2 separate regions of the Mus musculus genome follow, and region 2 is linked to region 1. A link is a loop called in an ENCODE intact Hi-C map of the cell type or tissue named here. Cell type or tissue: heart. All regions are shown on one strand. Links, peaks and the distances in the headings refer to the core of each region. The heading gives the core; the rest is flanking DNA.

Region 1 (2,910 bases), core at 173-2,672:
TCTACACCCTGTCATGTTACAGTTACTAAAAGAAGGTTAGTAGAAAAATTTTAATTGCATTATGTGCATGCATTCCAGCTTCCTACATGCTAGCCTTGGTCTAAATCATTGTTTACACATTAGTCAGAATGAGGCCATGAAGTATCAGTCAAATCACAAATAGTTAGAATTTGAGGTAGCTATAGTCTATCAAATTACTACAAATAATTAGTAATTGTTGTAGCCAGAGACTACAACATCATTTTTCTTTTGTCAACTAATCAGTATACAACCTTGGTTTTTGGTGTTTTTGAGTGTTTATGTTTAAAGACACTTTATTTAACATATATTACTGGTTCTGTTTAATTAAACTTAAAGCCAAGCCTACACAAAACTCATCTAGTACATTTTTCTAAGGCACTGTGGCAATGCAATATTCTGAAAATATCTTTTACACTCTAGAGTCTGGGACTTTTGCTGGACCTCATAGCCAAAGTTAATACCTTAATTAAAACCTTAGCACTTAAGGCTGCTATCCTACTGTGAACTCAAACTGTTTAAACTGTCTTTAAGAGGACAATGTGCTGGGCAATGGTGGCACATGCCTTTAGTCCCAGCACTTCAGTGGCAGAGACAGGCAGATTTCTGAGTTCAAGGCCAGCCTGGTCTACAGAATAAGTTCCAGGACAGCCAGGGCTACACAGAGAAACCCTGTCTCAAAAAAAAAAAAAAAAAAAAAAACAAAACAACCAACCAAACAAAAAATGCAATGTAATAATCCTTAACTTGCCTTGGGTTTCTCAAATAATTAACATTACAACCTAAACTCATAGCTATGATCTTAGATTATGTGTACTTCCATGCCTCCTACCCAGATAATACTTGTGTATCATTTGCTGAAAGCAATAGAGGTTGAGAGAAACTTCTTAAAATCTACAACAAAGTTTGAAAGCATTGTCTAAGATATTGGTTGTTGAACAATGGTGTTTTTTTATCTGGGTGGGTTGGGATCAGGAGGACCCAGTGACTTAACGCCTTGTAAAACTGTCGAAGTTTTCTATAACTGTAACCCACATGATGTCTTCTGTACTATTCAATAAGACAGAGTACTCTTTGTTAGGTACAGACAAACACACAGCTCATACAACAGACACAGAGACACAAAAACACAGGAACAAACCTTCACAAGACAGCCTTCAAGCAGTCACAAATTCAGACAACAGAGGACGGAAGGCACAAGAAGCATGAAGTACAGAATTAAAACCTAAACTTGTGGAGCTAGAGAACTGGCTCAGGAATTGCTGCTCTTCCAGCGGTCCTGAGTTCAATTCCCAGCAACCACATGATGGCTAACAACCATCTGTAATGTGATCTAATGCTCTCTTCTGGCATGCAGGTGTACATGCAGATAGAGAACTTATACATAAAATAAATGAAAAAACAAAAACAAAAAACTCTGAGCTTGTTCTTGATTGAAGGACTCAAAGGGGAAGTGCTTTTATTTCTTTAATGTTACACTGATGATTACTGGTAATTCCAAGTTAATCATTAACGGGTATAATTCACACAAAGGACATCAAATCTAGTTTTACTTAGAAACACTAGATGGCACTTCAACTCTACCCTTAGGGCCATTTTAAACAACAAAACCACTAACACTATACATGCAATATTTTGTTAACAGGTTGCTCTTAATTAACCTCAGTTAACAATGCACAGGATCCATATGTCCATGAATAAACGTGAAAATACAAGTATTGATTTTGGAATAATATGTTACTGGTCAGATGAAATGTGCAGTACAAAACCCGTGACCAATGAAACTCAGTTGTAGTTCTAATGCTTAAAACTCCTCAAATTGTGATGTCTCCCTGCCTGTAATCCCAGCACTTGACAGACTGAGCGGTAGGAGGATGGTTGTGAGCCTGAAAGACTCAGAGGAACACCCTGCCTAAACATACAAAAGGATCCGTGAGATGGCTCATGGGTCTTTGCCATTTTGGAAGACCTGAGTGAGAACCAAAGCCCACATGCTGGAAGGAGGCCTGACTCCTGAAAGTTGCCCTTTGACATACATGCGTGCCTCACACACACACAAATACAAAAGAAAAAGAAGAGAGCTTTAGTTTCCATGTGCAATAAATCCAAACTTCATTGATGACCTTGGTGCTGTCTTCCAGTCTTCACCTTGCTGGCCAAAGTGCCTTTCAAAAGTTCATCTATACCAGTCTTCTTTCTTTTCTTTCTTTTTTTTTTTGTTTTTGTTTTTTTTTGTTGTTGTTGTTGTTTGTTTTTTGGAGACAGAGTTCTCTGTATAGCCCTGGCTGTCCTGGAACTCACTCTGTAGACCAGGCTGGCCTCGAACTAAGAAACCTGCCTGCCTCTGCCTCCCGAGGGCTGGGATTAAAGGCGTGCGCCACGACTGCCAGTCTCTTTCTTTACTTCACACCTCATCCCAACATAGCCTTTCCTACCTTCCCTACTCAGAGGCAACACTCTAATTCTGTTGGGACATCCTGTTGCTTTCCTTTGAGATGCTGGTCATTTTGTGGCTTATTTGTGTATTGTCTGTCAGAGTGGAATCTGTGTGAGGGCAGGGACAGCTGGTGTGGTTCACAGCTTCATGAAAGCCCAGGCAGCTTAGGGCAAGGGTGGTAGCTCTCCCTCAACTCTTGGGGTGCGCAGCACGCCTGGCTGGCTGGCCTGAGGGAGCGCTAGCACCACCATCTTTCTTTCGAGCCTTTCCCCCCCCCATCATAAAGGCCTGGGGAACTACCACTCGTTCGTCTCCCACCCGCAACGGGCCTCCACTGACGTCATCCAAGCTCATTGCGTGAGGCGCGAAGCCCCGCCCTAAGGCGAGAGGCCAGGAGGTTGGGCCTTTCTCCACAGCCTTGCGGTTCCCTCTGGACAGCTACGGGGCTGAGGCAG
Region 2 (2,910 bases), core at 89-2,588, 160 kb after region 1:
TGTGTGTGTACATTCAATGGATCAGTGGATTATCGAGTGATGGGTAGATAAATTGGTAAATGATTAGACAGATGAATAGGTAGGCAATTGGTTGGGTGGGAGGAAGTATTGGAGAAGAAATATGTCATAACGGGATTCAGAGGGTAAGGTCAGGCCCAGGAACCCTTGCCTGATGGAGACCAGGTAGAACACAGGGAAGAGAACCCACAGGAGAGGCCTGAGGGGTGGGCCTCGGGTACTTTGCATGATGGATTGGGGAGGGCATCCCAAGGAAGGTATCATATGATCTGGGTCATCCAAGCCTGAGGAGAAAGGCTGAACTGCAGGGGAGACGTCCAGCCTTGCTGGAGCTGAGGGTGCAACACAGACCATGAGGGAAGAAGGCCAGACAGGAGGCCGCAGTAGATCAGGCTAGTCACTGGGGCCAGGGTTGTATAGAGGACAAGACAAGTGGAGGCCAAACAGGAAGTTGGACACTGTTTCCCCCACCAGGCCACTTCTAAGGGCTAGACTCATCTCTCCTTTGATTACTGGCCCTTAGGCTATGCAGCCCAGAAAGGAGCAGGGTCTCTGTAGGAGTCTTTGCCCTACCTCAGGCCTCTTCAGCTCTAAGAATCTGCTCTACCCCTGACTCCTTGGCAGCCGGAGTGAACGCCAGCTACAGTTGTACATAGCTGACGCCCTGGCACAAGGCCCTTCAGCACTGCTGGGCCTCGATGTAGCTCCCTCGACCCTGCTTCCCAGCTATGACCCTGACACAGGCCTGGTGCTTCTCACTGGCAAGGTTAGCTGGAATGGACTGGCTGGGGGTCGGGCAGGGTCTGATGAGGCTGGGTGCTTTCCTTTCATAGCCTCCCCTCTGTCCCCCAGGGTGATACCCGTGTGTTCCTGTATGAGGTGCTCCCGGAGGCCCCTTTCTTCCTGGAGTGCAACAGCTTCACATCACCTGACCCTCACAAGGTGATAATCACCCTCACCACTGAACCTCCTGTCCCTAAGCTGCACTGCAAGGTTTCCGTGCCCCCTCGTGGCCATGTGTGGAAGTGCAGGAGCCAATGGGGGTCAGGAGAGCCGAGGTCCTGTGCCCAGCAGCAGATAGAGCAGACTGTAGTAATCCAGGAGTTTGGAGAGCTGGCTTTATATTCAGCCACTACTACAAATTAAACCATATAAGGTTAAGTTAAATGAACCAGGCATGGTGGCACATACCCGTCATACCACTTCTCTGGAGGCCAAGGTAGGAGGATCATGAGTTGAGACCAACTTGGGTGCTATGGTGAAACTTTGTCTCAGTCAGTCAAACAGAAATCCAAGGAAACAGATTCTCTTTAGTTGCTTGCTTATCTTGATGTGGTGTGCATGTGTGTTAAACTCTCAGGGGACTGTCCCACAGTGGCATGTCCCTCCCACAGTAGCATACCCCTCACATCTCTTTTCAACTGCTTGAAGTAGGACTTGGTGGGACTTTTGTTCTCTGTAGAAATAGGCCAGTGCTACATATCTGGTCTTTTTCCCTTAAAAGCACTAGCTATTCCCATTGACAGCACACCAGTACTTTAGTTACTTAGTTACTTTCCTGTTGCTGCGGAGAGACACCATGGCCAAGGCAACTTTTATAAAAGAACACATTTAACTGTGGGCTTGCTCACTGATTCAGAGGTAGGTCGTGACCATCGTGGCAGGGAGACGGGCAGCAGGTGAGGAGGGAGAGCCAAGTGTGGAAAGGCATGGGTTTCTAAAACCTCTAAGCCCGTTCACAGTGGCAACCTCTTCCAACAAGGCAATGCCTCTTTAGCCTGTTTAGCTCCACTTTCTGAGAATCAGCCATTCAAATAGATGAGCCCATGGAAAGATTCTCATTCAGAGCACCACGGCTCCCTGAGGGCAGGCGTGTCTGGGCCTAAGGAATTCTGCTACTCCAGGAGGCCCCACCCAGGAGGATTGACTCTAGCTCCTGCTTCCTCACTCCCCCTAGGGTTTTGTCCTTCTGCCCAAGACTGAGTGTGACATTCAGGATGTGGAGTTTGCCCGATGCCTGCGGCTGCGCCAGACCTCCTTGGAGCCTGTTGCTTTCCGGCTGCCCCGGGTCAGAGTGAGTTTGGGTCAAGCACTCAAGCTCCTCTTTTAGTGGCTGGCCAGAGACCAAGGAATTTAAGTTCTTACCTGTTCTTGCACCCAAACCTCCCAGCTGTCTACTTTGGAGGGAATATCTGCCTTCGTATTCTACTGAAGTTCTGCAGAGCATGTGAATGCCAGCATGGGTGGGGCCAGGTCTCAGGCCTCTGTGTCCTGGGCTGCTGGTCAGTGTCTCAGGACAGCCCCTTCACCCTCTGCAGAAAGAATTCTTCCAGGATGATGTGTTCCCGGACACAGCTGTGACCTGGGAGCCAGCACTCAGTGCCAAAGCCTGGTTTGAGGGTGCTAATGGACAGCCCCGGCTACTGAGTTTGCAGCCCCCTGGCATGACCCCAGGTAGAGTAAGGAATAAAACGGGGAGACAGCAGGGGCGGGGAATCTGGACAGGGGTGGAAGGAGGAACAGGAGGCCCAAGTACAGTCCTTCGTTCCTGCTGCCACAGACCTCCTAAGGATGTTAGACATGTCTCCAGACCCAGTCTCTGAACCCCTGGAGAGCAAGTTCTGTGGCTTGTGTTTTATCCTAGCACATATGCATATGTACACACACATGCATGTGTTGTATACTTAACACATGCAGTATCCTTACATATACATATCCTGGTGCTATGGGCAGGCCTGGTGAACAGGGGCTTTAATAACTTGTTAATGCCACTTCTTTGATCTGTGCCAGCAAATTCCCTGAGGGTTGATTCTAAACAGCACCTTCTTTGATGCCTGTCCTTGCTTTACCCCAGTGAGCCAGGCCCCCCGTGAGGTCCCTGCCCGAAGAGCC

Evidence for each region. Peaks named below come from ENCODE experiments on the same cell type or tissue, not always from the same donor. Only the 100,000 strongest peaks of a DNase experiment are listed, where the experiment ranks them.
Region 2: a loop joins it to region 1, with 5 times the contacts of the local background. A loop is called at or near these places in 6 of 42 quality-filtered maps.

The regions. Positions count from the first base shown.
Region 1 is chr16:4,790,197-4,793,106 of GRCm38, reverse strand. It overlaps a transcript of Cdip1 not described here. Among named protein-coding and RNA genes, the nearest start is that of Cdip1, 1.7 kb to the right of the region's middle. In heart, for the core only: a CTCF peak has its summit at 1,583 (motif pointing right); no DNase peak of the experiment used is centred there; H3K4me3 peaks cover 325 bases; H3K27ac peaks cover 315 bases.
Region 2 is chr16:4,628,238-4,631,147 of GRCm38, reverse strand. It overlaps Coro7 (coronin 7), which reads left to right. Exons shown (of 28, transcript NM_030205.4): 22 at 643-784; 23 at 871-960; 24 at 1,976-2,092; 25 at 2,337-2,472; 26 at 2,873-2,910. Among named protein-coding and RNA genes, the nearest start is that of Pam16, 4.7 kb to the right of the region's middle. In heart, for the core only: a CTCF peak has its summit at 1,046 (motif pointing left); a DNase peak (open chromatin) is centred at 1,017; H3K27ac peaks cover 558 bases.